Linked DNA regions of Mus musculus: all the other regions are linked to region 2. The links are chromatin loops, found by intact Hi-C in ENCODE. Cell type or tissue: left cerebral cortex. All regions are shown on one strand. Links, peaks and the distances in the headings refer to the core of each region. The heading gives the core; the rest is flanking DNA. Region 1 has its middle 56 kb from the start of Gm40816. Region 2 holds the start of Zrsr1 (zinc finger (CCCH type), RNA binding motif and serine/arginine rich 1). Region 3 has its middle 67 kb from the start of Gm40816.

Region 1 (10,616 bases), core at 2,030-10,029, 260 kb before region 2:
TCTAATAGTGCCACTCCCTGGGCCAAGCATATGCAAACCATCATAGTAACCTAATAGAAAGAAAAGTGTCCAAGAGTAGGCACCAGAGTCAGACACACACTCATTCACACACTCAGTGTACTGGCTGGTTTTGTGTGTCAACTTGACACAAACTGGAGTTATCACAGAAAGGAGCCTCTCTTGAGGAAATGCCTCCATAAGGTCCAGCTATAAGGCATTTTCTCAATTAGTGATCAAGGGTAGGAGGGCCCATTGTGGGTGGTACCATCCCTGGGCTGATAGTCCTTGGTTCTATAAGAAAGCAAGCTGAGCAAACCAGGGGAAACAAGCCAGTAAGTAACATCCCTCCATGGCCTCTGCATCAGCTCCTGCTTGAGTTCCAGTCCTGACTTCCTTTGGTGATGAACAGCAATGAGGAAGTGTAAGCTGAATAAACCCTTTCCTCCCCAACTTGCTTCTTGGTCAGGATGTTTTGTGTAGGAATAGAAATCCTGACTAAGACACTCAGGAATCCCATGAAAATACTAGACTGAAAGCTATAAGATATAGATAGATAGATAGATAGATAGATAGATAGATAGAGATAGAGATAGAGATAGAGATAGAGATAGAGATAGAGATAGAGATAGAGATAGAGATAGAGATGGAGATAGAGATAGATATATATGGATCTGCTGCAGATGGGTGTTGCCCCGTGCTTGCTTCTTCAGTCTCTGTGAGTTCATATGAGCCTTGCTCCTTTGATTCAGAGAGCCTTGCTCTCCTGGTGTCCTGAATCCCCTCTGGCTCGTACACTCTGTCTGCCTCCTCTTCCACAGATTTCCCTAAGCTCTGAGGGGAGGGATTTGGTGAGGATACGATGTCACTTAGAACCATGTGTTCCAAGGACTGTCTTCATGTAATGTCTGGCCATGGGTCTCTGTGTCTATTCTTGTCAGGAGGAAGCTTCTCTGATGACAACTAGTCATTGAGTATAGCAGAATACCATTCAGAGTCATTTTACTACTTTTTTTTTAAAGAGCGGTAGCGCCAAACCCCTTTTTCTGTTCCTCTAGTTAATGAGGACCAGACCTTAGCTCTCCTCTGCCAACTTGCAGGAGATACCCACAATCCCACGGCATCACTTTTTAAACAATGGCATTGTGCTGTGTGGGGATAGACTCCCTGCCTATAGGTTCCAGCTGCTACCACCCTAATTATTCCAGACCTAACAAATCTCTTCACATAATCCATGAGCTGTCTACTCATCCATTCTCTCAAATATCCCCTCAGGCACCAGGCTTACCTCCCTCTACTCCCCTGCTGGGTCCAAATATTACATATATGTCTTCTTGACTCTAACCCAGTTTTTAAATCCTGCCTCACCCTCAACCCTGCACTCTTCTTCCAACCCTCACTAATAAGACTCAGTGTGCAGAGCCGGGCGTGGTGGTGCTCGCCTTTAATCCCAGCACTCGGGAGGCAGAGGCAGGTGCATTTCTGAGTTCGAGGCCAGCCTGGTCTACAGAGTGAGTTCCAGGACAGCCAGGGTTACACAGAGAAACCCTGTCTCGAAAAACCAAAAAGAAAAAAGAAAAAAAAAAAAGGCTCAGTGTGCCTTCACAGTCATGCACACAGATATTAGACGTCATAGTCAAGGCAAACACTCAAAGGCAAGCTACTTTTTTAAAAGACAAATCTATTGTTTTTGGGTTTTCCCTGTGGAGTAAGCCAGTCACCCGAATTTCCTTGGGACTTCCCACCCCGCAGTTCAGCGTCCTGAGAAACCCTTCTCCAGGATGGAAAACCAGACTATTGCTCCTCCCAATTTTCCACCACCATGATAGAACGGTTGTATCTTGTTTTTCTTTCATGTGCTTTCTAAGTAAGTCTAAGGCTTTCTTAGACCATCCCTGAAAGGGAGCTTATTTCATCTTGACCCTAGTCTACACTCTGCACTTTCTTTCTCAGTTCTGGCAGATTAACTGTTGTTAGACATATTATGATTCTCAGCTGCCATCTGCCAGACAAGCCTGTCATGCCAGTGGACATGGGCATAGATGTGTTGGTTTTTGTTTGTTTGTTTGTTTTTTTGGTTTTTCGAGACAGGGTTTCTCTGTGTGTAGCCCTGGCTGTCCTGGCACTCACTTTGTAGACCAAGCTGGCCTCGAACTCAGAAATCCGCCTGCCTCTGCCTCCCGAGTGCTGGGATTAAAGGCGTGCGCCACCACGCCCGGCTTGGTTTTTGTTTTTTGTTTTTCCAATTTTTATTAGGTATTTTCTTCATTTACATTTCAAATACTATCCCGAAAGTCCCCTATACCCTCCCCACCCCCACTCCCCTACCCACCCACTCCCACTTCTTGGCCCTGGAGTTCCCCTGTACGGGGGCATATAAAGTTTGCAAGACCAAGGGGCCTCCCTTTCCAATGATGGCCGACTAGGCCATCTTCTGCTACATATGCAGCTAGAGACACGAGCTCCGGGGGTACTAGTTAGTTCATATTGTTGTTCCACCTAGAGGGTTGCAGACCCCTTCAGCTCCTTGAGTACTTTCTCTAGTTCCTCCATTGGGGGCCCTGTGTTCCATCCAATAGCTGACTGTGAGCATCCACTTCTGTGTTTGCCAGGCACTGTTGTTATATAGTGGGATGAGCTTTCACAGATCATAGGACTATCTGTGGTCACATGACCCAGAAAGCAAGTGTCTCTCCAGTGAGAGGGCCTGTTTTCCAGGAATCTGATGTGGGTCTGTGTTTTGCCTTGTAGCTGGCATGTGTGAATACTGCTCTAATACCGCTCTAGCAGACAAAATGTAGAGGCACCAGGCTGCATTCCATCCTCACTGTCATCAGGGTCTGGGGGCCAGAACACAGCCTAAGGTGGAGCCCCAGTCTGAGTGAGAAACGATGCAGACTGGGGCCAAAGCTGAGGTTCCCAAACTCCCGGACACCCAGACACTGCTGGAAACTGGAAGGATTCGGGAACCAGACTGGCGACGAGCCCGGGGGATCGGGTCGGGGTGGGGGGCACAAAGAGTTGAAAACAGGAAGGGACACAGTCTGGGGACAAGTCCAGGGCTGGGGGGATCTCCAGTTTAGCTCAGGGATGAGTGTCCATCTGTAGGGCAGAGGGGCCTTCTGTGGAAATCTTAGGTGGCACAGCTCTGTATGACAAAGGCCTTCCCCCCATGGTGGATCTTGATAAGAGACAGCTCTTACTTGTCCAAACTGTTTATTGATAGTGGAGAAATGGATATACAACTTACTCAGCTTGGACCAGCAAATACCTTTTGCAGGAAGGAATGTCTGGGAAGGGAAGCCTATTGGCTAAACCCTCAGGGCTCATCTAGGTACCTCATTAGCATGGAGGACTCTGTGCTCTATGCTATGTGACTAGTTGTTACAATCCTCATGTGGTCACATGCTCCAGGACAGGAATTGGCTCAGTAGATGAAACACATACTGTTCTCAGATAGGAGAATTTCCAGAGTTTCTAAATATGGTCAGCCTTCCCAGTTTTTCCATAACTCTGCCTTTTTCTTTTTTTAAGGGGAGGTGTCATTGGAGTGACTGTTGTCTATGTTATTTGAAGTAAAATTTTGGGTGGGGTGGGGTGAAAAAAAAAAACACACCATAAGTCAGAAGGGTAATGATGGGTAGGGGCTAGGAAGACCAGGGATTGCTGAACCAATTAACTGTTCAGTGGACTGAAACTGAGACAGGGATGAGTGGCATTCAGCCACACAAGATTGAGCAACAGCGAGTCTGGGATGCCCTTAGTTGTCCAAGGCTGCACACACACTACATTGACTGGCTTTGTGTGTGCCTACCCCACACCAGCAGGCACAGGTAACCCACTGAACTGCATTTGTGATGGGGATCAAGGATTGCGATTATTCCCCATGAATGAGGAGCTCCCAGTAAGTGTGGGTCATAAGCTTACATTGATTAAGATCCTGCCCTTTATACGCACTGCTCATCACTACTCCAGATTTGATGGTTTAGTGAGGCCCTCAGATTGGCCCCACTGGAGTTGGCCCATTGCCCTGGTTGAGCGCTGAGAAGACGGCTGAACTTGACTATCTAGAGGAAGTAAAAGTCAGCAGAAAATAGCTAAAGATCTCTACAACCCTATTCCTGCCTCAATCACCTCTTTCTGGTTTATCATTTTAAAATTAAACCAAAATGGAGGAATGTTAGCACCTTAGCATTCCTTCTAGGCTCTGCCTAACAGTTATCTAACAATAGCCAGGTAGACCTGGCTTGCTATAAAAAGGACTGTTTGGCCTCTCTTAGCTTCTCTCTTTTTCCCCTTCCCTTCCCCCTCCCTCTCTTTCTCTTCTCTTTTTCTCCCTTTCTTTCTCTGTCCTTCTCTGTCCCCTCTCTTTCTCTGCCTCTACTCCCTTCTCAACCCCCCTCCCATGCCCCTAAATAAACTCTATTCTATACTAGACATGTCATATGGCTGGTACCTCAGTGGGAAGAGATGCCTCAGCATGGGCCCACTAAAGCACCCCTCCTACCACACCATACCGTGATCTACAAAACATATCATTGGCTTATAAAACATCATTTGGTGCCATGACTCAGATTTACAAACTTGCAGGTTCACATTCCCCACAGCATGGACATTTCAGCCATCAGAGTGCTAGATCTCGCCATCCAAACACAGGTGAATTGGTAAGCCTCCCCACCACTGGTCAGTGTAAACAGCCCTGGTCTAAAGGGACGGCTGACCACCCTCTAGTGTTCTTGAGGACGGAGGTATTCGCAGTCTCCATGAGTGGTTCTTCTCACTAACTCCTCATCTTAGGACCTCTTCCCTTCGGAGGGATCTTTCTCTCTCCTCGACATGCTTTCTTTCTCATTGCTGAAAAATCCTGGGCACAGGTAAACCATTCTCCCACAGCTCGGGCACTGGTCCACAGCTCAGGCCCTAGTTCACCTCATAACAACCTGGTAATCTAGCCTGGCTGCCATTCCTACTCAATGGGAATGTCTTTACCACTACTTCCAGGTTCCCTACTGGGACACCTCCTGGTCTTAAAGGCTTCCAAATTCACCCATTAAATTGTCCCCAATACCCACTAGATAATAACTCTAATTGGTCACTTAAAACTTTTACAGCTCTATCCAGCTATCCAAAGAATGGAAGGTTTCCTATGTATAGGCTTTTCCCCACCTTCACGCCAAACCACTTTATTTTGTGATCTAGCTAGCTTGTTCTCCACTCTCTGCTCCCCGCTCTAGGTTCCCTGCTCTCTGTTCTCCATTCCATGCTCTCTGCTCCCCACAACTTTGACTCTAACAGCATTCTCCATACTTTGTTTCAAACTTAACTTGCTCGACAGCCACCTCCAATGCCAGCCATTTGCTGTAGTGGGCAGCCTTAAACTTCTGCTTCCTGGGAAATTTTTGTCTCTGATTTCATTCTGGTCCATACCAGTTTTAAGTCAGTTGTGTACCACACAAGCAACTCAGCTGCTCCATGTACCACACAGACCCACCGGGCTGCTGCTCGGACCCACAAGGTGGCAGAAGCTGCCTGCAGTGACAGGGAGACATCTCTTTACATGCACATAATGCCATGCCTGCCAGGCAAAATATGTCTATTTGTCTCTTTATATGTTTGCCTCTGCTGATACATAGCCATGCTTCTGTTGTTTCATTCTAAGATATAACAAACATCTGACTTTCCTTCAGGGGGCACTATAGCTCCAGCACCATCTTAGCTAAGGGCAGTCACATGGCTGGCTGTAGCTTCAGTCCCATCTTAGTTGAAGACAGTCTTATGACTATCTGCCATCTTTGTTATGGGCAGATAAGATTTTTTTTTTCATATGTTTACAATAATTTAATTTAATATTAGCTTAAAGATTTGTAACATTTAAAAGGTTGAAAATCACTGCCTTAAAGATATGTTTAGCCTTGGTTTTGCTACTGTCATTACTGTTATTAAGTTACAATGTAACCTCCTTGTTTGCTAGATACACTGTAAAGCAAGTAATTAAAAGCAGACACAAATTGTCTAGCCCAGATATGCTTAATAGATACCAGCTCTCAATCTTGTCAGAAATCTGCTAAATATAATGTTAAATGTTTATGCTTATTATGACAGACAAAGACTCTCAAATCCTAACAGTGACACCCCCCTCCCCGACACACACACACACACACACACACACACACACACACACACACACACAGAGTCTCCAAGAAGATATAAACACAGCATCAAGAGACTACCTGGATTGTGGTATGATAACCACTGAGAAAGACTGCCCCATTGCCTTACTTGCTGCCAGGGCTCTTCCTGAACTGTGGACAAACAGGGAACCCAGAGAATTAAATGTCTCATATTGCCTAAGACACCGTGAGTCATTCATTTCTCCCATGTTCCTACTCTCCAGGAAAAGCCTCTCATCTTCTGGGCTGGATGACCAGACTGACTCTGCCGAGTTGTGATGGCGACCACAAGGACCTGGGAGAATTGTGTAGGTAGTGGACTATAGACCAACCTCTGTCATTTTAATTAAAATATGACATCTAGATTATAATTTATTCTTCCCGGATTTCTAATAACATTGACAGCTAAGCTAACTGCAGCTTGACAGCTAGAAAACAGACAACTAGATTCTTACCCCAAGGTAATCCACCACCATATTAGCTCATTAGTCAATTCCTTAACTAGTTAAGACTACCAGATCTCTTATCAAAAAGACAGACCAGTTAACCTTGCTCACAGACTTCATAATAACGTATATACAAGTTTAGATATAACCCTTCGCAGATGTAACCTTCTCTTACTCCCTTACCTAAACTCAGTATCCAGTGACTAAAAACTTCATATTTCCTCCCCTTGCTATGCCACTGTTATATTGAGACTTCAAGAGTTTAAAATCCTAACATTAGCCGGGCAGTGGTGGCACATGCCTGTAATCCCAGCACTTGGGAGGCAGAGGCAGGCAGATTTCTGAGTTCGAAGCCAGCCTGGTCTACAGAGTGAGTTCCAGGACAGCCAGGACTACACAGAAAAACCCTGTCTCGAAAAACAAAAACAAACAAACAAAAAAAAAATCCTAACATTAACCAATAGAGTTATTATAAATTAGCCTAGCTCTAAAAAAACATTCTACTATATAATCAAACTTTTGTAATCACAAATTCAGTTTCCTTTGGTTGTCTTTTAACTATAGACTTAAGGTATTTCTCATGCTAAATTATATGATCAACTATCATATTCACAAGATCATTAAATGTTTGAGTTTCCTTTGATTGTCTTTTATATGTAAACTTAAAAATACTTCTCATTGTGTTAAATTAATGTATATTCAGTCCCCTAGACAGAGGGGGAAAGCTCTTCTAGCCCCTTCTGCTCCATGAAAGGTCTTCCCTAAGCTCAACTTTCCCAGTTTCCATCTGGTGACATAGTTCCATTTGCCCCACAATCCAATAGAGATCTTTTGAATCCAGAAGCTTAGCTTGAGGGTGTGAAATGCAGAATGTGGTTATCTGAGCATATACTGTATGTGGCCAATACTTCTGAGGCCAGTTAGGGTCTGAGGTAGGTCAGAGTACAATACTCCAGGCTTCCCCTTGTATAGTCATCCCCTGTGCTGCAAAATTGGCACCAGCCAATGGGGAAATCCTGGTTCTTTGGGCTGGGTTCAATTGTCTAGCCTTTGTATGTATATATAAAAGGTACCTCTTTAGGATGCCTTGGGAGCCAAGAACACTTATTATACTTAATGAGAAGGAAACAATTATCCTTAGTTGATTTTTGTAAAAATGGACTTTCTCAGAAAAATATGAGAAGAGCTGCTTACAAGATAAGTCAGGAGGCAGCGGGGGTTGGGGTTGGGGGGGTGGGGTGGGAGATGGGGCCGGGTACAAAAGGAGCAGAGAACAAGGAACAGAGAAAGTCCATGAATGGATACAGTTCCTGCAGAATGAGTAACCAGCTCAGGGCTTCTGCAAGGAAGGTAGACCTACTATAAATGTCAAGCAGACTTCTTCCAGGGACCTGAGTCCTTCTCATAATGTAGGCAAAAAGGCGATTTAGTAGTTGGGTTCCAGCTTAAATGAGTGAACAAGGGCCAAGTGGGAGGGAAGATGTTGCCATTTTGAGTTAAGTCAGGAAAGGATAGTGCATCTGAGTTTCCCAAGTTCCTTCTGAGCTGATCGCCAGTGTGCTTTCTGCAAGTTAGCTTCTGCTAGGGTGAGTCCTGTATCAGTCCTGGCTGCAAGCAAGCCCCTCAGAGATGGAAAGTCAACTAGCAGGGTTTAATGAAGTTCAAAATATGGTTCAATTAATCAACCCCAAGTACCAGGGCCCCTAGGCAGATGTTTCCATGAGAGGAATAGCAGGAAGCTTAGCCTAGTAACTGAGGTCAGGGGCCTGGTTGATGCTGTTATAATCAGATGTTCCACTTACCTTGGGTTGTTTTTGAAAGCGCATCCAATGGCATTTTCAGTTAATTCACGTGAGTATTCATTTGCCTGCATGTTCTGGAGTCAGTGGGACAGGTTTAACCCTGGAAAAATGAATCTAACTGTACAACACCAAGGACATTTATTGCCATTGGAGTGGCCCAGGTGACAATGCAGGGCCCCTTCTATTTTGGAGTAAATTAATCTGACAAAGAGCCTTTCTGTGAAGTTATTAGGACGTGTTCCCCAGGTTTAATCTTGAGATCAATAGGGCTGTGTTCTAGGGCAGAGAAAGCCAAATTCTCTAATTGTTCTCTGAAATTGTCCCCAATTAGTAAGATATTTTAGTATCTATCCTGTCTCAAGATCCACTATGAAGCCTTCCTACAAAAAAATGGTCTCACATAAAACCTTTTAAAAGGGGTCATTTTCATTTTTTTTCTTGAGGTATTTTGTATTGCTATGGAGAGGGTATGCTTGACCATTGCTCTGAAGTGTCTTGGCAAAGCTTGGCTGAAACATGCTTGAAGGTTTGACTGGTTTTTCTATTTTGTCAGAAGACTGAGGCCTCCAGGCAAAATATAAATACCTAACTCCTTAGCCACTGCTTGGGTTATTTGTGAAGTAAAAGGGTCCATTTTCACTTTGTAGTGTCTGAGGCAACTAAAATAAAGACATAATTTCTTTTAATAAATCCATGTCACTTCTGTAGCTCTGAGTTCTGATGGGAAACCTCTACCCACCCTTCACGGTGTCTATCAGTACCACCAGGAGTTTCTATCTGGTACAGATTGGCGTGTGTGGAAAATCTAAGCATCAGTCTTCCTGACACTGGGACCTTAGGGGACTGCCTCTCCCCTAAACAGCATTAAACAGTGAAGGTGTGTCCTATAGCACAAGCCTGACACAGAAAACCATGTGCCTGTTCTGCTCCCTTAAAGGCATGTGGTGCCCTTGTAGCCGTCCATCGTCCTACATCATGTACCTGTCAATCATCGTCACTTGGCTTGTCTAGGAACATCAACCACATCTATTTGACCATCCATTCCAGGAGGATCTGTGGACTAACAAAATGGTTTAACCTCAATGTGTCTATAATTGAATAAGATGAATTCTATAAGAAGATGAATTTGCTTACCCATAATGCCCAAGTTACCCAGGGTTCTCAGGAATGATGAGAATGTTCTTTAATGTGGACAGTGAGGATCTGCTAAGGCTTCAGTTGTCATCTGTCCTTTCTATTGCCTCTAGAGTCTCTGATCTCCCTTGCCTTCTCTTTGACACATGAGGCAGTCAATTATCCAATGTCAAAGATCTGGGCCCGTTTTTGTTTTGTTTTGTTTTGTTTTGTTTTGTTTTGTTTTGTTTTAAGATGTAAAAGGGGCCTGTGGAGATCTGATATGGACTTTAACCTAGTGTCCATTTTTCTTGCATTTAAAGCAAGCCATCTCAGGCCTTTTCTGGACCTTTTGAGTTTAATCAAGAACATCTTAAATTTTGGAAAACTATACTAGTAGTTGGTTTAAACAGAACTGGACTCCCGTTTGTAAAGCCTGGTGTTTCCTTCTCATATCAGGCTGGTAAGATGATGCAAAATTGCTCCATGAAGGTTTGTCTCTCTCTTGGGAGATGTAGGGCTGACATTAGTGTTTTTATGGAAAGCTTCCTCTAGTCTGCTATGAAGCAGCTTTTCCAACAAAGTGTCTCAGTTTTTCCTTGGGTGACCTCTCTGATTTTGTCATAGTTGACAGACTTGGTTGTTCCCCTTCATTCCCCCAGTAATAACTTCGAGAAACATTGCTCTTACCTGCATTCCTTCCTCCTCTGTGTATAATCCCACCAGGTGGGCAGAGAGAATTCTTCATTCTCAAAATCATTATTTGGATTCCTGACTGTGTTGCCTACTTCTACGTCAACTTGACACAATCTACAGTTATTTGAGAAAAAAGAGCCTCAACTGAGAAAAGGCTGCTGAGTGGGTGGTGATGCATACTTTTAATCCCAGAATGTGGTGGCAAAGGCAGGTGGATCTCTAGGAGTTCAAGGTCAGCATGATCTACAGAGTGAATTCCAAGAAGGTCATGGCGACGCAGAGGGACACTCTCAGAAAACCAAAAGGAAAAGAGATAAGAGGAGGTATAGTTGGGGAGGCTCAACATGAGGGGCTGAAGATTCTATTGACCTAGCAGGGTTTTGGGTAAGAAT
Region 2 (10,616 bases), core at 1,342-9,341:
TCTTTTTTTTTTTTTTTAGTCTTATTTTTAAGGTAAGCAAGGCACAAGTTACTTCCCTAGGATCTGACCTCTGTAGTAGAGCCAAAATAAACAGGAGTGGGCCAGAACCAAAGCTAAGCACAGCCATGGCTGTGCTGTTTGCGTGCTCTTTCTGTACAAAGAACAATTCAGATTCAGAACAAGACTTCAGCCCTCAGCATGAGCATCCAGTGCATGCTGGTTATCTAAACAATGTTAACCTTGTGCGCTGAAGATTCTGTGGCAGCTCGGAGCAGTGACACACACCTGAGAACACAGCACTCAGGCCAGCCTATGCTAGACAGCAAGTTCCAGGCTAGCCTAAACAACAGAGCTAGACCCTATCTCAAAAAAGTAAAATAAAATAAGTAAAATCTGAGGGGGGAGGATAAAATATCTTAGAGGTAGTGTGCTTGCCTAGTAAGTGCAAACCTCTGGGTCTGTTCTCTAGTACTGAAAAGAAAAAAAAAAAAAAAAAGGAGGGGGATTCTGATTGTTAATTTTAACAAGTAAGCTTAATGATTCATTTCTTCTTCAAACCTGTGCTATTGAAACAACTTATCATCACAGGGGAAAAGGGGCTCCAATGTACTACAAATGGATATGTATGTCCTACTCACATCCAAATTCCTAACTTGAGGATCTGGGGATCACCTGAGAGGTGATCAGTGTTAGAAGTTATGCAGACAGGAGCTTCCTGATGGTATTACAACTTTTACAAGTGTGTGTGTCTTTTCTACATCACACACAGAGAAATAAGTTCTACTGTTTAAGCCAAGCAGTCCATTGTTACAAAAGCAGGGGTAAACTCAGATATAGGAGAAACTAAAAGCAATTACAGCCTACCTCAATTAGACACAGATCTAAACTGACTAATCAGGCCAACACTTCTGCTAAGACTTCCAAACACAGCCATTTGTTTTTAAGTGAATTTGCCATCAAAGAGTAGAAATTCATAATAGGAGAGGAAGAAAAAGCAACGACAACAAGTAACAACAAGGGAGCTCATGATTTGGGGCTATGAAGATCAACTTCATCACTCAGGCTAAGCCTCTCACATGCAGCTCTGCTGTCCCCCGCCCCCAGCGGCACTCACATGCCTATCATGTTACTCACTGGAGACCTCAGTAAATTTATACTGACTCATCCTGATGCCTGTAGGCCACTCTACTTTTTAACTTTATTATTATCAATGTGGAGGAGGGGTGCATATGCCAGAGTTGATCTACGGAAGTCAGAAGACATCTTTTTTTTTTTTTAAAGATCTATTTATTTATTTCATTTATGTGAATACACTGTGGCTGTCTTCAGACATGCCACTAGAGGGCATCGGATCCCATTACAGATGGATGTGAGCCACCATGTGGTTGCTGGGAGTTGAACTCAGGACCTCTGGAAGAGCAGTCAGTGCTCTTAACGGCTGAACCATCTCTCCAGCCCCAGAAGACATCTTTTAAGAATTAGTCCTTCAGGGGAAGGGGAGATAGGATAGTGGGTTTCCGAAGGGGAGACCTGGAAAGGGGGAAACATTTGAAATGTAAATAAAGAAAATATCCAAGAAAAAAAAGCAAAACAAAATTAAAAAATGGAAAAAAAAAAAGAATTGGTCCTTTCTTTCCACCTTGCTGAGAAGGGTCTCTCTTGTTTCTGCTTTGTTGGATATTCCAGGCCAGCTGGTCCAGGGGTTCTAGGAGACAAGAGTCTCCATCTCCGTCTTGCTGTGGGAGCCCTGGTATTACAGATGCACACCAACACACTTTCTGGCCTTCTACATGGGTTTGGGGATAGAGCATAGGACATCAAGGCTTACACAGCAAGTACTTTTACCTGCTGAGCTTTCTCAGTACTTCTACCATTTTAATTTTTTAAAAAAGTCATTACAGAGAAGTGGAGAGGTGGCTCAGCAATTAAGAGTGCTTACTGCTCTTGAAGACCAGAGTTCAGTTCCCAGCAGTCACATCAGGCAGCTACCTGTTACTCCAGTTCAAGAACTCTGACCCCCGGTGGCCTTTATAGGCACCAGCACAAACATGGTACACACACTCTCTTACACACATAGTTAAATATAAATAAATAAACAAATAAACCCAAACACAGTACATTCTCTTACACATATAGTTAAATATAAATAAACCCTTTTTTAAAATCACTGTCTTAGTTAAGGTTTTACTGCTGTGAACAGACACCATGACCAAGGCAACTCTTATAAGGACAGTATTTAACTGGGGCTGGCTTACAGATTCAGAAGTTCAGCCCATTATCATCAAGGCGGAAGCATGGCAGCACCCAGGCAGGCATGGTTCAGGCAGAGATGAGAGTTCTACATCTTCATCTGAATGCTACTAGGAGAAGACTGGCTCCTAGTAGCCACGTGGTTAGGAGAAAGGTCTCATTGCCCACATTGATGTGGTGGTTTAAATAGGAATGAACCCCATAGATTCCTGTGTTTAAATGCTTGGCCCATAGAAAGTGGCACTATTAGGAGGTGTGGCCTTGCTCCAGTAGATTTGGCCTTGTTGGAGAAAGTGTGTCACTATGGAGGCAGGCTTTGAGGTGGAGCTACACCAGAGACACTCACAGTCTCCTTCTGCTACCTGTAGATCCAGACAAGTCAGCTCCTTCTCTAGCACCATGTCTGCCTGCATGCTGCCATGCTTCCTGTTATAACGATAATGAATAAAATCTCTGCACTGTAAGTCAATTATATGTTTTACTTTACAAGAGTTGCTATGGTCATGGTGTCTGTTCCCAGTGATGGAAATCCTAAATAAGACGGTCACTATGTGCCAGGTATGGCAGCAGACTCTTCATTCCAGCACAGGAGGTAACAGAGTCAGGAGGTTCTTTGTGAGTTTGAGGCCAGCCTGGTCTACATATTGAGCTTCAGAACAACCAGTACTAACACACACACACACACACACACACACACACACACACACAAAGTATATTTTTAAAAAATGAGAAATGGAGGTTATAAAAATAACTTTTATTCACCTGATATAATTGTCTCAGAGGCTTACTGTTGAATAATCTTATCCTTTTTAGTTCTTTCTGAACTCTGGCTGGCTAGTTCAACTCTGCCGTTCTGGCTAAAACTCCTCTCCAAGTTGACTGACTCAATCTGACTTCTCTCGGCTTCTAACTGAATTGCTCTGTCATCAAACTAACTCTGGCAATTTATTCTAATCTTCTAGCTCCTTCCTATTGTCTGGCTTCTGCTGCCTCTGCTGACCTACACTGACTGCATGAACTCAGGAACAAACTCAAGTCCACTGTGCTGCACTCACTGCACTGACCCCTGACGGACTCCTCTCCCTGCACTGCTCTTAAATAGCTTCTATTTCCCGTGCGTTCTCACAGGAGTTGGGAATATCCTATCTCTGACTCATTCCGTCAAATCTTTCTCTGATTCACCACTTTGCCTCTCAATTAGACATCACTTTCAAACACTAGTGCTGCTTCCTCTGCACACTAATCTTATGTGCATTGTTTGGGATTGAAGGTGTGGAGTGCATCTGCATTCTAGCCAGAGCACACAGAACTAGGTCTTTGGATGTTATCCCTTCCCAGAGCAGCCATGTTGCTGGATTAAAATTCTTCTACAGGAGGCAAAGAAAGTTGTAAAAAGGCTAATTTATATTTTTGCTTTCATCTTTATGTGCGTATTCATATTCACTGTCAGGATGCTCCCATATGTAGCCACTCCTTGAATATACAGGTACAAGGGGCAAGGAAATAGTCTGTCTCACTGATGTTCACAAAGTCCAGAGGTATACAATGATGTTGACTTGAATACATGGCTATATTTCATATAAACTAATAATAATTTGTTTTCTAAAATGCAAAATATGCTCTGGATAAAGAAAGGTAAATTTAAAGTCGTAAATGGTAATGGCAGGTTCTCTGTTAAGAAATAGTGTAGGGCTAGAGAAGATGGTTCAGCGTGTAAGAACGTGGCTGCTCTTACAAAGAACCAGGTTCAGATCCCAGCACCCACATGATGCCTCACAACCATCTAGATCCAAGGGAACTGAAGCTCTCTGTGGGTACCAGGCATGAATACGGTACACAGACATACATGCAGGCAAAGTACTCATACACACATAGTAATAAAAATGACTTTTTAAAGCTAGGCCATGGTGGCACACACCTTTGAGTACAACACTTGGGAGGCAGAGGCAGGAGGATCACTATGAGTTCCAGGTCAGCCAGGGCTGCACAGAGAAACAAAAACCTGAGAGAAAGAGGGGTGTGGGTGTGTGTGTGGGGGGGGGGGGATTTTACATAGAAACCCTGTCTCAAAAAAACATAGATAGATAGATCAATAGATAGGTAGGTAGATAGATAGATAGGCAGGCAGTCGTATAAATAAGCAAGCCCAGGCTGCAGTCTAGGATGACTTTCATCTTCCAATCCTCCTCCTCCTTCCTCCCCAGTTCTAGGACTGCAGCCGTGTACAAGCACTGTGCCTGGCTATGCAAAATTCTGTGGAATTTGTTTTGTTTTGTTTTTTTAATGAAAGAATTAGTTGAAACAATTTCTTTTTCTAATTTTTAAATTTGTTTATTTCATGTGTATGAATGTTTTGCCTCAATTGGAGACCAGAAAGACCTCTGATCCCCTAAAACTGCAGTAACACTGGGTTGTGAGTCACCATTTGTGTGCTGGGAATCAACCCTGGCTCTTCTAGAAGAGCAACAAGCACTTTTCTTTTCCTTTCTGTTTTTCTGTTTTTGTAGACCAGGCTGGCTTTGAACTCAGAGATCCGCCTGCCTCTGCCTCTCAAGTGCTGGGATTAAAGGCGTGCACCACCACCGTCTGGCTCCCACTCTTTTTAATTTTATAATTAAAAATTCTACTATATTAATTTATCCATCTGTATGTGACATGTACTTGTCATCCATGCATTTGTAAAGCTTGTGCCGCCACTGCCAGCCTGCAAAAAGAGCTCCTAACCACTAAGACATCTCGCCAGACCCATTGAAACAAATTTTTTATTAAAAATAATTTTAATTTCAAAATGCCAAGCCAAATGTTTAGATGTTTTTATACACAAAATTATTACTGTTGAATAGCCAGCAAAAGTATTTTCTGCCTCGAACATTCCAGAATAAGGAAACATTTAGACATCTTTATGCAGTCCTGCAGCTATTAGCAAACCAATATTCTACTGCCGCCTACAGTAGAAAAATAAAATTACAGCTAAAACCTAAACGTACGCCCATATTTTACCTCAGGACTGTGTCATGCCAAGAGACTCGTGCAAGATAGTTGCTGCAAGTTCACATCCTACCTGGGCTACCCGTGGAGTCCCAGGCCAATCTATATTAAAGACTGAGACTGTATCCCAAGTAATTAACTCACAGGTTTTTTTTTGTTTGTTTGTTTGTTTGTTTTTAGAGACACAGTTTCTCTGTATAGCCTGGCTGTTCGGACACTTTTACAGACCATACTGGCCTCAAACTCAGAGATCTGCCTACCTCTGCCTCCTGAGTGCTGGGATTAAAGGTGTTCACCACCACTGCCTGGATTTGTTTAATTTTCTTGTGTGTGGGGGGGTACTCTTTAAATCTATTTTTACTAATGTTTAATTACATTATCCAAACCATATTGTAAGAGTAAAATCTTTCTCTATAAGAGGGACCCAGACCTTAACACAACTGACTCCATGATGGAAGTGCCATTCAGGCCATAAAACTCAGCACACAGACAGCACCACCTGCCAAAAATTAAAACAAAGATTTAATCAGTTAAAGCCCATAAGCTATGGGAAAGATTCTAAATGAACTGACCTTGCTTCTGACTAGTTCTGCTTCTGGCTAGATGTTCTTGTTAACTGAAATATGTCAACCTAGGATATGGTTTTGGTGCTTAAAAGGTCACCCTGAGAAAGGCTCAGTGTTGCACTGCAGTCCCAAACACACAGTGTAGTACCAGCAGCCTAATAAAGATTTTCTAGCTGAGTGACAGCATTGTAGCCCTTTAATCCCGGCACTCAGGAAGCAGTGTAATCAGTATAGTATTTTTTTAAAAGTCTTTACACATGTAAAAATAGCTTAGTCAGGACCTCCACTACAGCCAACACTGTGTCTGATACCCAGAACCCAGCAACTTCACACACTCAAGAGAACCTGATACAGGTATAAACCCCATGATGCGGACTGCTCTGCATATCTGGAGTGATACCTCCTAGATGAACCCTGTGGCTGGACAGTCTCCCCAGGATCCTGACCCTCAAATCAGAGACTTCTGTAAGACTGGACCTGACCTCCAGCTAAGATACATCACACAGGTGAGCACCTTGGGGATAAAGACTTAGGACCATATTTAGAAATTTAAAGTGTGAACCTTGTATGATGACCCTCAGCATAAAATATAACTTTTGCTATACACAGGTATCTACCTTCTTTCTTGTGACACAGAGGCAGGCAGAGCTTTCTTCTTAGTTAGGGTTTTACTGCTGTGAATAGACACCATGACCAAGGCAAGTCTTATAAAGGACAACATTTAACTAGGGCTGGCTTACAGATTCAGAGGTTCAGTCCATTACCATCAAGGCAGGAACACGGTAGCACACAGGCATGGTGCAGGAAGAGCTGAGAGTCTGACATCTTCATCTGAAAGCTGCTAGAAGACTAGCTTCCAGGCATCTAGGATGTGGGTCTTAAAGCCAATGACACACTTACTCCAGCAAGGCCACAGCTTCTAACAGTGCCACTCCCTATACAAACCATCACATTCTACTCCCTGGCCCCTATAGGCTTGTGCAAGCATAAGAGCCTATGGGGATCATACCTAAACATAGCATGATGCAAGGCCAGTCTAGTCTACAGAGCAAGTTCCAGGACAGCCACAGCTACACAGTAAAACCCTTGTCTCTGAAAAAACAAACAAACAAACAAACAAAAATAAAAGATTTTTTTCTTGGCTTAAACACTTGTCTGAGCAGTCTTCTCTGGTGAATACCCCACAAAACTACATTACAGAACAAATGAAAGGAATGTGTTTGCAAAAAACAAAACACATTCAATTTTTTATTCCCTTGGTTTTTCGAGACAGGGTTTCTCTGTGTAGCCCTGGCTGTCCTGGAACTCACACTGTAGACCAGGCTGGCCTCGAACTCAGAAATCCGCCTGCCTTTGCCTCCCGAGTGCTGGGATTAAAGGCGTGCGACACCACACCAGGCCCACATTCAATATTTAAAAAACAAAACAACAACAAAACCAAAACCCCTTACTTTCCACAAGAGTGAGGAGCTGAAGCCAGAAAAACGGTTTACCTGGTAAAGCCCTTGACAAACAAATATAAGAACTTAATTTCTATTCCCAGCACCCACATAAACAAGCCCGGGAAGGTGAGCTGCCAGCACCGGCATGGAGGGGTGCCCTGCAGTGAGACAAGCCTGCCCCGGCTCAGGGCTGAGCATTCTTACTGCAGGAGCACTCCCACTGCAGGGGGCGGAGACAAAAAAAGCAGTAAATCGTACTGCGCAGGCCTGCCTTTCCCGGAGTAAAGACGTAACTGCAGATTACAGGGTAACTGCGCAGATCAGACATACTGCGGATAACTGCAGATACCTGGATGACTGCGCAGGCGGACCGTACTGCAGATAACCACCCGCAACTGCGCAGGCCGGTCGGTAAGGCAGATAACCACTGTTCCAGCTGTACCATGGATAACCGGGTAACTACGTAGGCTGATCATACTACGGATAACCAGGTAACTGCGCAGGCCGGCCATGCCACGGAGGCTGGCCTTAAAGCGGATAACCGGGTAACTGCACAGGCCAGCTGTGCCATGCATAACCAGTAACTGCATAGGCTGGCCGTACCACAGATAACCACGGATACCTGGGTAACTGCGCAGGCAGGCCGTACTGCGGATAGCCAGGTAACTGCGCAGGCTGGCTGTACCACGGATAATCGCGGATAATTGGTAACTGCGGCCGCCCCACAGATAATTGGGTAACTGCGCAGGCAGGCCATACCACGGATAACTGGATAGACGGATAACTGCGCAAGCCGGCCATACCGGCCCGGCCGGGTAACTGCATGGGCAGGCCTATGTACTGCGGATAAACGGATAACCGGGTGACTGCCCAGGCAGGCCGTACTGCGGATAACTGGATAATCGGGTAACTGCGCAGACCATCCGTACCTCCGAAAACTGGGTAACTGCGCAGGCCTACCACGGATAAGTGGGTAACTGCGTGGGATAACTGGATAATCGGGTCACTGCGCAGGCAGGCTGTGCCACGGATAACCGGACAACCGGGTAACTGCACGGATAGGCTTTATCACGGGTAACTGGATAACCGGGTAATTGCGCAGGCTGGCAGTACCACGGATAACCGGATAACTGCGCAGGCAGGCCTACGTACTGCGGATAACCGAGTGACTGCGCAGGTAGGCGGTACAGCCCACATTCCAACGCAAACACTGGCCTTCGACTGCGCATGCGCACATTCAACTACTGGTTGCTGCATTGCGCAAACACGCCGGTGACTCAGCTGGTTCAAGCTTTCTAGGCTGGTGGAAAGGAAAGTCAACTGGGCTGAATGGTGCCACCCTGAAGTTGCTGTCCAGGAAGGTAACGAACATTAAACAGCAGAACAACTTAGCAGCGGGCGACATTTTCAATCCACAGCGTGAGAAAAAGAGATTATCGCGAGATCCGGGAAGAGCCCCCCCCCCCCCCCCCCCCCCCCCCCCCCCCCCCCCCGCTCTGCGGTAAAATGGCATCACGGCAGACCGCGATTCCTGAGAAACTCAGCCGAAAACAATACAAGGCGGCAATGAAGAAGGAGAAACGCAAGAAACGTCGGCAGAAAATGGCTCGGCTGAGAGCTCTGGAAGCCCCACCAGAGGAGGACGATGATGTTTCTGCTAACGAAGAACTTGCAGAGCGATTACTGGAGATAGAGCGGCAAAGATTACATGAAGAGTGGCTGCTGAGGGAGGAGAAGGCGCAAGAAGAATTCAGAATAAAGAAGAAAAAGGAAGAGGCCGCTAGAAAACAGAAGGAAGAACAGGAGAGACAAATAAAGGCCGAGTGGGAAGAACAACAGAAAAAACAGAGAGAGGAGGAGGAGCAGAAGCTACAGGAGAAGAGAGAGAGGGAGGAAGCGGTGCAGAAAATGCTGGACCAGGCTGAAAATGAGCGCATTTGGCAGAACCCGGAACCACCCAAGGATTTAAGGCTGGAGAAATATCGACCCAGTTGTCCCTTCTACAATAAAACGGGAGCGTGCAGATTTGGTAACAGATGTTCACGGAAACACGACTTTCCCACGTCAAGTCCCACCCTTCTTGTGAAGAGTATGTTTACAACGTTTGGAATGGAGCAGTGCAGAAGGGATGACTATGACTCAGACGCAAACCTGGAGTACAGTGAGGAGGAGACCTACCAGCAGTTCTTGGATTTCTACCATGACGTGCTGCCGGAGTTCAAGAACGTGGGAAAGGTGATTCAGTTCAAAGTAAGCTGCAACCTGGAACCTCATCTGCGGGGCAATGTGTATGTTCAGTACCAGTCGGAAGAAGAATGCCAAGCAGCCCTCTCTCTCTTTAATGGAAGATGGTACGCAGGACGACAGCTCCAGTGTGAATTCTGTCCAGTGACCCGGTGGAAGGTTGCAATTTGTGGTTTATTCGAAATGCAAAAGTGTCCAAAAGGAAAGCACTGCAACTTCCTTCATGTGTTCAGAAATCCCAACAACGAATTTAGAGAAGCTAACAGAGACATCTACATGTCTCCTCCGGCTTGGACTGGCTCCTCTGGTAAAAACTCAGACAGGAGGGAAAGGAAGGACCATCATGAGGAATACTATAGCAAGTCAAGAAGCTACCACTCTGGTTCATACCACTCCTCCAAGAGAAACAGGGAGTCCGAGAGGAAGAGTCCTCACAGGTGGAAGAAATCTCACAAACAGACAACGAAGAGTCATGAGAGGCACAGTTCAAGAAGAGGAAGAGAAGAGGACAGCAGTCCAGGTCCACAAAGCCAGAGCCACAGAACCTGAGCCCAGCTAAGGCAGCACCACTTGGACCCAAGACTGATATCAGGCTTGGCAAGGGAGTTCATTTTACAAATGAACAAAACTTCATTACAGAATAAAAACCTAACACAGTATCCTTCAGATTCCCCAAAATATTCAAAACGAAACTGATTACAAAGGAAAGGCATGGTGACTCCATCTAATTCCCAACCAAGTTACAAAACCTTGTGGCTTTAAGAAACAGAAACAGGTATTCAGTATTTCTTTGTCTGTTATAATGCTTATAATGCTGTTATAATGCTTAGTATCATGTTATTGATGTTATTTTCCATACAGTTTAAGCTGGCTTCCCATGTTGTTTTCCTGTAATAACTTTACATTGTGATGCTTTGTCATTAATATATTTATTAACATCGTTTTTATATTGTCTGAATCTGTTTTACAAAGAACACATAAGAGTACAGAAACACTAATGCTCCTTGTTTTTATAGAAAGGCTCTCACTATGTATCCCTGGCTGGCTTGGAACTTGCTATATAGACTAACTAGGCTGGCCTTGGATTCACAAAGATTTGCCCATATCAGCTCCTGGGGTCACAGAA
Region 3 (10,616 bases), core at 505-8,504, 250 kb before region 2:
ATTCCTGAGTTCAAGGTCAGCCTGAGACAGAGGGAGTTTAGATCCAATCCAGGCATGGTAGGAATTGTAATTTTAGGGCAGGGTCCTACCCAGCTAGCTTGTTGTCTGTGCTTAACAAAGGCAGGAACAACTCTGAATTATTTTGCAATATTAAAAAACAATGTATTTGCTGTCTTCTTCTAAGAATCAAGGGGCTGGGTCATGGGATGCTGATTCATGGGATAATCAGAGGGGAACCTGGGGTGATGACTGAATTGATAAGTAAATAAAAAACTGGGCTTTTGGTCTGCAAGAGATGAGCTATCCAGGGAGTTTTTAGAACAGCAAGAGAAAGCGATCTTGAGCAGAAAGAGAGAGAGAGAGAATCTGGAGCCATGTCTCAAGCAGAACATAGGCTGTCAGCTTGTAACCCATGATTTTGCTTTTAGTCATTTGTTTCACTGTTCCCAGGCACCCCTTCCTTGGAACCCCTCTCCAAGCTAAGGCTGGTCCTTGGAACTACATGACCATACTAGGTGCTGGGGCTGTCATTTAATATGCTCCCAAGTAGGTACCAGAGATCCTGAAGCAGGTTCCTATGACCATGGGACCCCATTCAGTTACCTGAACAAAGCAAAACCAGCACACACTCCATCTAATGCCTGTTATTCTCACAGCTCTGGAATTAGCAAGCTGTGAGTTATTCCTTACACAAAGCCAGGAGAATAGTTTAACATCTACTTTATTCCTGTGCTAAATAACCACACTGCTTCCAACTTCTTCTTTGTATAGATCTCCAGCTTTGGTAAACAGGTCCTCTTCCCATACAGGGCCCAGCATGTGAGTTTCCTATAATGCTCTGGAGCACCAGGAGGGAATGTTTGTGAGTCCTAACATCGAATCCAGTACACTCAAGGTAAAGTATTTAGCAAAGCCGAAGGTAACATGTGGGATTTCTATACTTAAGCATCCTGGGAAAGCAGACTGTAAAGGGGACATTGCCCTGCCTCTATCACCAACTATGTCAGAACAGGAGGCAAGAAGACAGCCACACTTGGCAGGACCTCCTTTACAAGACAAGTGTTACTTGGGCTCAAGCAAATTCTCAACAAAATGTGTTTTAGTTTGTTGTTTTGAGACAGGCTGGCCTTGCCTCTGACTACTGGGATTACAGGTGGGTCAAGCTCTTCTCTGTCAGAAACATTAATTTCTTCCAATAATCATTTTCAACACCCCACACACAAACACCAAATAAACCAGTTTAGAATCCCTTACTCTGCCCTCACTTGCCTCAAGAGATATACCGGTTTGCAAATAATGCTGGGCTTAGTGGTCAGCTGCCCTGCCAGTGACTTTCCACAAGCAAGCCATAACACAATTTGCATGCTAATTTATATGCCTTTCTCCCTTCTAACCTTTGTTAGTTTATCCCTGGAGCATTCAAAGTGAAGGGGAGATTTTTTTTTTTCATCCCCTTTCTGGAATGCTTAGCAAGCTCTCAGTGAAAGAGTGATGACCTGCACCAATTTTTTTGTTTTGTTTTGTTTTTCGAGCCAGGGTTTCTCTGTATAGCCCTGGCTGTCCTGGAACTCACACTGTAGACCAGGCTGGCCTTGAACTCAGAAATCCACCTGCCTCTGCCTCCTGAGTGCTGAGATTAAAGGTGTGCACCACCATACCTGACATATGATTTTTTAATTAAGATTTAAAAGTCATTCTGCTTTATTCAACCAGATTTAAGGTTTGTATTTATTAATTAAATTGTACATTTTGCTGTGTAGTGTCAATAATTTTGAGCAAAACAACTTTATTATGAAAACTCTTAGGTCATTAGTAATGGGTACACTTTAAATTGGAATCAGTTTAGAAGATATGGCAACTAGTCATGACCCCATAGAAGGAACATTATACAGAAGCCAAGTACTTAAATTCTTATGTTTGTTTGTTTACTTATTTGTTTTTATGATTTATTTCCCTAGGGGCTGAGAGATGGCATAGCAGTTAAGAGCTCTTGCAGTCATCATGAGTCCCACCACTCAGGAGGCAGGGGCAGACAGATCTCTGTGAGTTCATCAAGGCCAGCCTGGTCTATAGAGAGTTTCAGGACAGCCAGGACTATACAGAAACCCTGTCTTGAAAAACAAACAAACAAACAACAACAAAAAACCACTTGCTGCTCTTGCAGAGGACCTGGATTCAATTTCCAGAACCAACATGGCAGTGAAAGAAAATTAAATTCAAGGCCCATGACTCATGCGGCTTGCTAGTTAGGAGGGCTTTTTGGCCCAAGGTCAAAAAACAAAGGCTGTTGCTGTTAAGTCATTCCAGGAACTGGCTAGCCATAAAGATAGGAGAGGCATACAAGGACGCCCGGACTATCTCAGCTGTTACCTCGCTCTGCACGTACAATTTGCTGATGTTTAAACTGTTCAATTTTGTGTAACCGCGCCAATTCTTCCCCTGCCCCCAACTTTTTGTATATAAACCCCTAGCTTCTGAGCCTCGTGGTCGACTCCTCTGTCTCCTGCGTGAGATACGTGTCAGCCCGGAGTTCCGTCATTAAACTACCTCGTGTGTTTGCATCAAGACGGTCTCTTGTGATTCCTTGGAGGTGTGCCATCTCGGGACTTGAGTGGGGGTCTCCCCACTAGGGTCTTTCAGCAACTCATAACCATTTATAACTCCAGTTTCAGGGGATTTGACGCCCTCTTCTGGTTTCCATGGGACTAGGCACACACATTGTGCACAGATATACATGCAAGCAACTCATACACATAAAATAAAAATAAATCTCATCTCAGACCAGTACCCACTGAGACCAGAGGGGATGTTGAATTCCCTGGAACTAAAATTACTGATGGCTGCTGAGAGGCAAATCCAGGTCCTCTGGAGAGTAGTCAATGGCCTTAACTGTAGTCATCTCCCCAGCCCCACATTGCACGTAATCTAAGTCTGGAAAGGCTGAAAGTGTGCAAGCTTCTATTGAACAGGTCTTTTTTTAAATTAAGTCTTTAGTTACGGATGAAAACAGAAGATAAGAACATTGCTCCTGTAATAACTGGAGTCGGTTGGATACAATCCTGCACTGTCACATGTTTTCTGAAGCGAGGTCTGACTGCAGCCGTGAAGGATATGAAGGCATGCACTGGCCAGCAGTGGGAGAGGAAGGGGTGTCCATCATCCAGTCTGAGCCCAGGAAAGAGACTCTTCAAGTCTAGCAGGAGGCCAAGGTGGAGTGGGGGCATTCAGGGAAGTCTGTCAGAATGTAAAGCCTTGGGGTTGAGGAGGGGTTGGGTTCGGGAGTCTCACAGTACACCCTGGGCCCTTAAAAGCTAAGAAAATAAGCAACCCAGGGAGATCTAAGTCTGACATTGCCCCATTGTCCTGCCTGGGGCCAGTGATGGGTGCTACACACAGGAGCCTGCAGAGTTTGCTAGCTCATTAACCTGAGGAGGTGCAGACTGATGGCATCCCTTCTGCAAAGGCAGACAACTGCTTCCCTGTTTGCCTTTCCCTCTGCAAAGAGCCCTCTTCACCTACAAGAAGAACTACAGCCTTCAGAGCTGCAGCCTAGCAGCTGCCACGCATCTGTTTGTGCTGCAGGATAAAGGGAGGGACCTACATCAATCTTTCCATGAATGAGGTGAGGAAGGCCCAGGCCAGAAACAGTAGTGATTTCACTGAGGTCAGACAGCACCTCCTGAGCAGAACAAGGATTCATTTCCTGTTCAGGTTGTTTCCCATTGCATGACTCAGCAAACCCAGACTGTGCTCACATCCTATAGGACCGTGTCACCATGGTTTACTCCCGCGTTTGTCCTGGAAAATCAGTGAGCAACCACAGACCAAGGACAGGGTAAGCTTGCCAATGAGAATATAAAAAATGTTACATGAGGTAATTAAAATCTGCCTTTCCCAGCATCCCCTGCTTCCTGAGGCAATCCCACTCACGGCTGTCAAATACAGCTCTACATCAACAGTTGGAAACTCCTGTTTATTTTGAAGTATTGGCTACATTTTATATGGCAAAGAATTATAACCAAAGTGAAAGAGCCTTTAAAAGGCCAAATCAGCTATTGTACTACAAAGTAGATGTCCTGGCTCTTTCTAACAGCAAACACTTAGAAATAACTGTCAATTTAAAAGGGCTGATGGGTGTGATTTGTCATAGGATTTTACAGCTGAAAAAAAAAAGCAAGCGATATAAGAGCTTCTTTTTTATTTTTAAATTGAAGAATTATTCAGAAAGTTGGTGATCTATAAATAAAGAGTACAGTGAACAAGTGAGTGCTCTCTCCCTCCCACTCCCTCTCCCTCCCCCTCTTCCCTGTTCTCTCTCTACCCTCTCCCTCTCGCACTCCCCATCTCCTTCTTCCTCTCCCTCTCCCTTCCCTCTCCCTCCCCCTCTCCTCCTCTCCCTCCTACCCATGCTGATTCCTAGTCACCAAGTTCACCTTGCCATAGGCAACCAGTGTGACCTAGTTTTCCTGTAACATGTTTAAAGCTGTTTTATGCACACATGAGCCATTCACACACAGTCTCTTCTCACCTAAAAACTAACAGGCCCAGAACTCAGGAGGCAGAGGCAGACAGCTCTCCAGGAGTCAGAAGCCATCCTGGTCTACATAGTAAAGTCTAGGCCAGCCAGGGGTACATGATGAGCCCCTGCTGAGAAAGGATAAAACCATTACTCAGTACCTTACTCTTTCACTGAACATACAGTTGCATTTGCGGAGCATCTCTTATGTGTCAGGAACTGTTGATCATTAAGAATTAGCAGAGAGGGCTGGAGAGATGGCTCAGAGGTTAAGAGCACTGACTTCTCTTCCAGAGGCCTTGAGTTCAATTCCCAGCAACCACATGGTGGCTCAAAAACATCTATAATGAGATTTTGTGCCCTCTTCTAGCCTGCAGTCATATATGCAGGCAGAATGCTGTATATATAATAAATAAATCTTGAAGAAGAAAAAAAATTAGCAGAGAACAAAATAGCTGATTTCCCCTCCCCCCTCCTAGAGTCATACATTCTGTGAAAATAAATTTTAAAAGAAACATATGGGGCTGTGTGGTAAATGCCATGGAGGAAGGCAGCCCAAGAACAGAGGGTAGGGAGTACTTGGCTCTTGCTGTTTATCCAGAGTGATAAGGGAGACTATACTCCAGAGTGTATGCCCCAAATATGAAGGCATGTTCATTTGAAGACAAGGAGTTGCAGACAAAGGAGCACTCTGCCTTCCATCTATTGAGCTAAAAGAAGAACATAGATTCATGGAAACAGATATTCTACTCCTCTCTGCCAGCTGGAGGGAAAGACAACTTTGGTTCCTGCTGGGTCAGAGATGGCACCAGCGGAATCCCCATTGACCAGCTTTGCTAACCAGACTCTGTCTGCTTTTGATTTGCTCTTACAAGTCATTTTCTCCTAGAGGCACAAAATCCTTTCTTTGTCTTGTAACTCATCTAGAGGTGTACTGTTCTTGGGGAAGATGCGTACAAGCCAGAGTTGAAAGACCTGCATCTTAGCTGCTCACCCTGTGGGTGTCACCCATGTATATATTAACATGCTAATAAACTCCTAGATTTTGTTTTTCTCCTGATATACTACTGAGTGTTGGGAAACTGCCCCAACTAACATTCTATGAGAATTAAAGAGAACATTATTTTCTTCCCTGATAGTTGTGAGAGAAAGACTTGGCAAGACCTGGAGGGAGCTATGCACAGATGGGAGGGGCATTCCATGTGATATGACCACAGCAACCATCATCATGACCCCAAACCACTGAGGGACTCTCGGGAGGTGTGCATAGACTAAGAATTGCGAGTTACTTTTCTTGCTGTAACTTGACACACAGCTTAAGGAAGGAGAGCTTTATTCTGGCTTACAGTTTGAGGCCTACAGTCCATCATAGTGGGGAGGTATAGCGAGCAGCAGAAGCATGTTAAAGCTGCTAGCTCACACATAATTGGATCAGGCAGCAGATAGACATGAACTTGGGGCTTTCACCACAGACAGACATGAATGCAGGTGTCCAATTGACTTTCCCTTTTTGCCCTTTTTATTTGGCCTAGGACCACCCTCCCAGGATGATGCTGCCCAGACCCTTGGCAGGTCTTCCCCCTCAGTTAACCCTTTCAGGACAAGCCTAAGGCAAACCCAAAGGTGCGCTTCACCAGGCATTTCTTAATCCAATCAAGATGACTGTCACAATTAACCACTACAAGACTACCCCTTGTCAACTTGACACTGAAACACAAGACTTTAGACAATCATCTCATGTTTATCTAATAATACAAAATACAATCAGCACATGTAGCCTTTCTTGGGCAGGCTCTGCTTGGTTTCTGCAGCTTGCCTCAGCAAACATGCTCATTTCTAGTAATATATCGTGATTCACCAAAGCAGATAGACTGTACCAGACACAACTATGACATACTTCATCCACATCAAAACCAAGCAGTTGACATTCATTGTCCTAGGCAGACACTCATCTCTTCTCTGCCTTCATAGACTTGCTATTTTGACATTACATGAATGGTGGCAACCAATGTATAATCTTTTTACTGAGAGACCAAATTTTGGGGGTCCAGACTTCATCTTAGGGAACCTGACTTAAGTTTAAACTCAAGTAAACTAACCTAGCTTCAGTTTCCAGGTTATCCCCCCCCCCAACAAGTCTGTACCTAAGGTCACAAGCCCACCCCTGCCTAAAAACCACTGATTAGGAAAAGAAAGCAGAAGTTACGTTTATGGTTTGGCTCCCAGCACCAGCCAATTATACTAAAGGCCACAGTAGCCTCCCAATTAGATGCTGGCCAGGCTAGAAACACTCAGCCCTTGCTTGCCATTTCCTATAAACATTGTCCTAACCAGTGTTGGGGCTCTTCTCACTGGAACCATCCTGTTAAGCCTGACCTCAAGCTTGTCAATAAGGACCCTGGTGTGATTTCATCAGATTAGCTCCTGATTGGTCTTTCAGGGTTCATGAACACTTCCCTGGTACTACAGTACCTGACTCTTTCATGTAGCATGTTTTAAGGTGTATCCACACTACAGTATGTCGCAATACCTCATTCCTATTTAGTGCTAAGTTGCTTTCTGCTGTGCAATACATTTTTGTTGTTCACACTGACTTTTGATATTTCCTACCATCAATAATAGTTGAGTCTTCATTTTGCTTTTTAAAACATTGTTTTTTTTTAAAGATAACTTTATTACTTTTACTTACTGACTTTGTGTGAAGTAAGGGATGTGAGACATGAGTACCACAGCACATAAGGAGGTGAAGGACAACTTGCAGGACTTGGCTCTTTTCACCATGCACACATCATGGAAACAGAGTTCATTGAGCTCAAGGCCAGCCTGGGAAACAAGAGGCCCAGTCTCAAGTTTAACTTATTGTTAAAGGCAAAAAAAAATTAGTCAGGAACCTAAAAGTCATTCATGTTAACTCTCACTTACACCTGGTCCTTTTGTCGGTGTTTTATCGAGGGTGACCATTGCTCTAAATAAACACCATGACCACAGCAACTCTTATAATCAGGCCTGGCTTGTAATTATGAGTTTTAGTTCATTGTCATCATGGTGGGAAGCATGGCAGCACACAGGAAGACATGGTGCTGGAGAAGAATCCGAGAGTTCTACTTCCAGATCGACGCAGGAAGAGAGAGAGAGAGACACGGGACCTGGCTTGAGCATCTGAAACCTCAAAGTCCCGTCCCCCACCATGACACATTTCCTCCAACAAGGCCACACCTCCTAATAGTGCCACTCCCTATGGGCCTATGGGGAACATCATTTTCACTCAAACAACCACAGACAAACTGCTTTATAGCCACTCTGACTGGAATAAGCTGGTATCTGAAAGTAGTATTAACTTGTATTTCCCCATGACTAGGTATGCTGAACCCTTTTAAAACTTACTTGCGATAGTGTTACAAAAAACTTTTAAATTAGTCATATTAATCAAACAAAATATTTAACTAGATATGGAGACCCCAAAATAAGTTACCAAAAAGACCACAAGATACTACCAAAAACATAGCTATGCTTTAAATTTTAAAAGTACATGAGGGACACTTTTTTCCCTAAATGGGGAAAATGGCTGATGGGACATTTGCCTAAGCTGTCCTCGGACTTTCCAGGAACAACTGTCTCCATGGCTTCTCATTAAGGTCTGTTCAGTGTTTTCTCTAGGACCCATTTCTGTGAGAGGCTTTCTGGTGACCAGAGCAGGAAGGTTCATAGGGAACGTCCACAGAGTCGCTCTTTCTGTGTTTGACAAAGTCTCCAAGTTCAAGGCCTGGTGAGCTCCTTTCCTACACCTCCCTAATGGGCCGTTAGAGCAACTTCCAACCCAAGAGTGAGGCATGCTCTTCTGAGAAAGCTTCCTGTGAAACACTTCATACCGTGAGCAAGTCACCCTGATACCTGTCTGAAGACCCTAGTCACCCTCGGGCACCTAGCATGGGCTAGAGGGACCATCTGCCTCTTAGGACTCCAAGGACCCTCCAGTAAGACGATTGCTACATTCACTAATCCCTTAGCCTCTCTCAAACTGCTCTCCATATCTGCCAGTTCCTATCCTGCTCAGTTTCATTCACAAATAACCAAACAGTTCCAGGAAGAGGTAAGAAATCTTATTTAAGCCAGGCAGTGGTGGTGCATGCCTTTAATCCCAGCACTTGGGAGGCAGAGGCAGGTGGATTTCTGAGTTCAAGGCCAACCTGGTCTACAGAGTGAGCTCCAGGACAGCCAGGGCTACACAGAGAAACCCTGTCTCAAAACAAAACAAAACAAAACGAAAAGAGAGAGAGGGGGGGGGGGAAGGGAGGGAGGGAGGGAGGGAGGGAGGGAGGGAGGGAGGGAGGAAGGAAGGAAGGAAGGAAGGAAGGAAGGAAGGAAGGAAGGAAGGAAGGAAGAAGTCTTATTTAATGGCCAAGAAATAGACAAAGGAGCATGGCCAAAAGATACCTTCTATATGAAGAGTTCTGGGATCTGTCTTCCTGGTAGGGCAGGGCTGGTGGGGCAAGGGGTGGTGTACATGCTGTTATCTTAACTTCTCTCACAATAGGAGAATTTCCTGAGTCCCTTTCTTTCTCATTTGAGTGTGGTCAAATCTGTGACAGCACCTGTAGGTATGTTTTTATCACTATAATGAGATTACCATTAGCCCAACAACCAGACCCTTCTAGCCTCCTACTGGCCCCCTACTGTGCCCCTACTGCCCCCTAATCCCCCCTACTCTCCCCTACCTATTGGCCCCCTACTGCCCCCTTACTGGACCCTTATTGGTGACTGGGAGTATATGATAACTCCATGACAGGGAACTAGGAGCATGTGGCTTTAGCAAACAAGTGGCATTTGATGACAGAACAGTCACTAATTTCTGGGTTTAAGCTAATGACAAAGCCAATGACCACAACACAGATCAATAAAGTAGCAGACAAGATAATGCATTAAAGAGCCCTTATTATTCTGCATCTAAATCAGATATCAGAGACTGAAATCATCTGTAGCTTAGTTATTTCACATACTGTTCTACCCTCCCCTCACAAAAATGTCAAAATCAGAAGGCTGACATCTGTCCCTGAACCAGAGAGCCACAGCTTCCCTTCCAGGCTCACTGGCCTAGATATCTGATAATTCATTCCCAGAGCAAGCTGTCTTCTTTTTCTTTTTCTTTTTCTTTTTCTTTTTCTTTTTCTTTTTCTTTTTCTTTTTCTTTTTCTTTTTTTTTTCTTCTCCATTTCTTTTATTTAAAAAGGAAGTTGGCACAGGACACCCACAGCACTGAAGGAAGAAGGCAACTTCTGGCCTCATAGCAGTCTAGGTAGTCCCACCTAGGGACCAGACAGACCCACAGACAGCCAGAGGACTCAAAGTCCTATCTGGGTTGCCAGAAACTATCATTGAGTGAGGACTTAGTGCGCGAAGCACACAGTGCTGAGGGATTGAGGTTTTTTTATGTAAAGAAAGGCTTACTGTGTGGCTGACTGACAAGGCAAGAACCATAAGCAAGCACATATCTCCTCATAGCTGGTTGGTAGTGGGGCTGCTTATAGGAAGGGGAATTATTATGCCTCTTCATAGATCCCATGGCTTTGGGGGTGGTGTGGTTGTTATATTCTGCCCAAGTGATCATAAACTTGTGACATCATTAACGGGGTTGTTAAAATTCCTTATCCACCTCCCTAAGATACCAACAACAAACCAAAGGTATGATATGGCCAAAGTTCACCCTGGTTAAAATTCCTTATCCACCTCCCTAAGACACCAACAACAAACCAAAGGTATGATATGACCGAAGTTCACCCTGGGCATCCATGAGTTTATTGGGCTTACTAACAGAGCATTGGTAAGGGTTACATACAGGGACATGGATGTTTCTCCCCTCCCCAAAGGTTTGCACTGGAAAGTCTTTACCCAGCAGGGATAATGGGTTCCCATGGCCACATAAATAGAACTCCTCTTCTAGTTTCCCTTGCCTATATACTGTAGCCCCTTCCCAAGGCCACGTGCAATTAGGGCAGAATTACATACAACAGGTGATATGGAGGGGCTAGATACTCCAGTGAGGTCCTGTGACCCTCCCTGAACCTCCTTCTCCGAGAGGATGTCAATAGTCAACAGCCAACTA

What was found. Hi-C counts contacts between places; a loop is a spot of excess contacts. Peaks named below come from ENCODE experiments on the same cell type or tissue, not always from the same donor. Only the 100,000 strongest peaks of a DNase experiment are listed, where the experiment ranks them.
Region 1: it touches region 2 in a loop (3-fold over the local background); 8 of 42 quality-filtered maps call a loop at or near these places.
Region 3: it touches region 2 in a loop (2.5-fold over the local background); 6 of 42 quality-filtered maps call a loop at or near these places.

Annotation. Positions count from the first base shown.
Region 1 is chr11:22,705,178-22,715,793 of GRCm38, forward strand. No RefSeq gene overlaps it. Among named protein-coding and RNA genes, the nearest start is that of Gm40816, 56 kb to the left of the region's middle. In left cerebral cortex, for the core only: a CTCF peak has its summit at 5,666 (motif pointing right); a DNase peak (open chromatin) is centred at 5,698.
Region 2 is chr11:22,964,476-22,975,091 of GRCm38, forward strand. All of the region lies in intron 1 of Commd1 (COMM domain containing 1), which reads right to left. Zrsr1 (zinc finger (CCCH type), RNA binding motif and serine/arginine rich 1) reads left to right here and starts at 7,530. Exons shown (of 1, transcript NM_011663.3): 1 at 7,530-10,616. The coding sequence starts at 8,753. The coding sequence ends at 10,039. In left cerebral cortex, for the core only: CTCF peaks have their summits at 2,004 (motif pointing left), 5,200 and 7,813; DNase peaks (open chromatin) are centred at 5,194, 7,534, 8,465 and 9,334; H3K4me3 peaks cover 1,854 bases; H3K27ac peaks cover 1,698 bases.
Region 3 is chr11:22,715,985-22,726,600 of GRCm38, forward strand. No RefSeq gene overlaps it. Among named protein-coding and RNA genes, the nearest start is that of Gm40816, 67 kb to the left of the region's middle. In left cerebral cortex, for the core only: no CTCF peak of the experiment used is centred there; DNase peaks (open chromatin) are centred at 3,880 and 4,271; H3K27ac peaks cover 814 bases.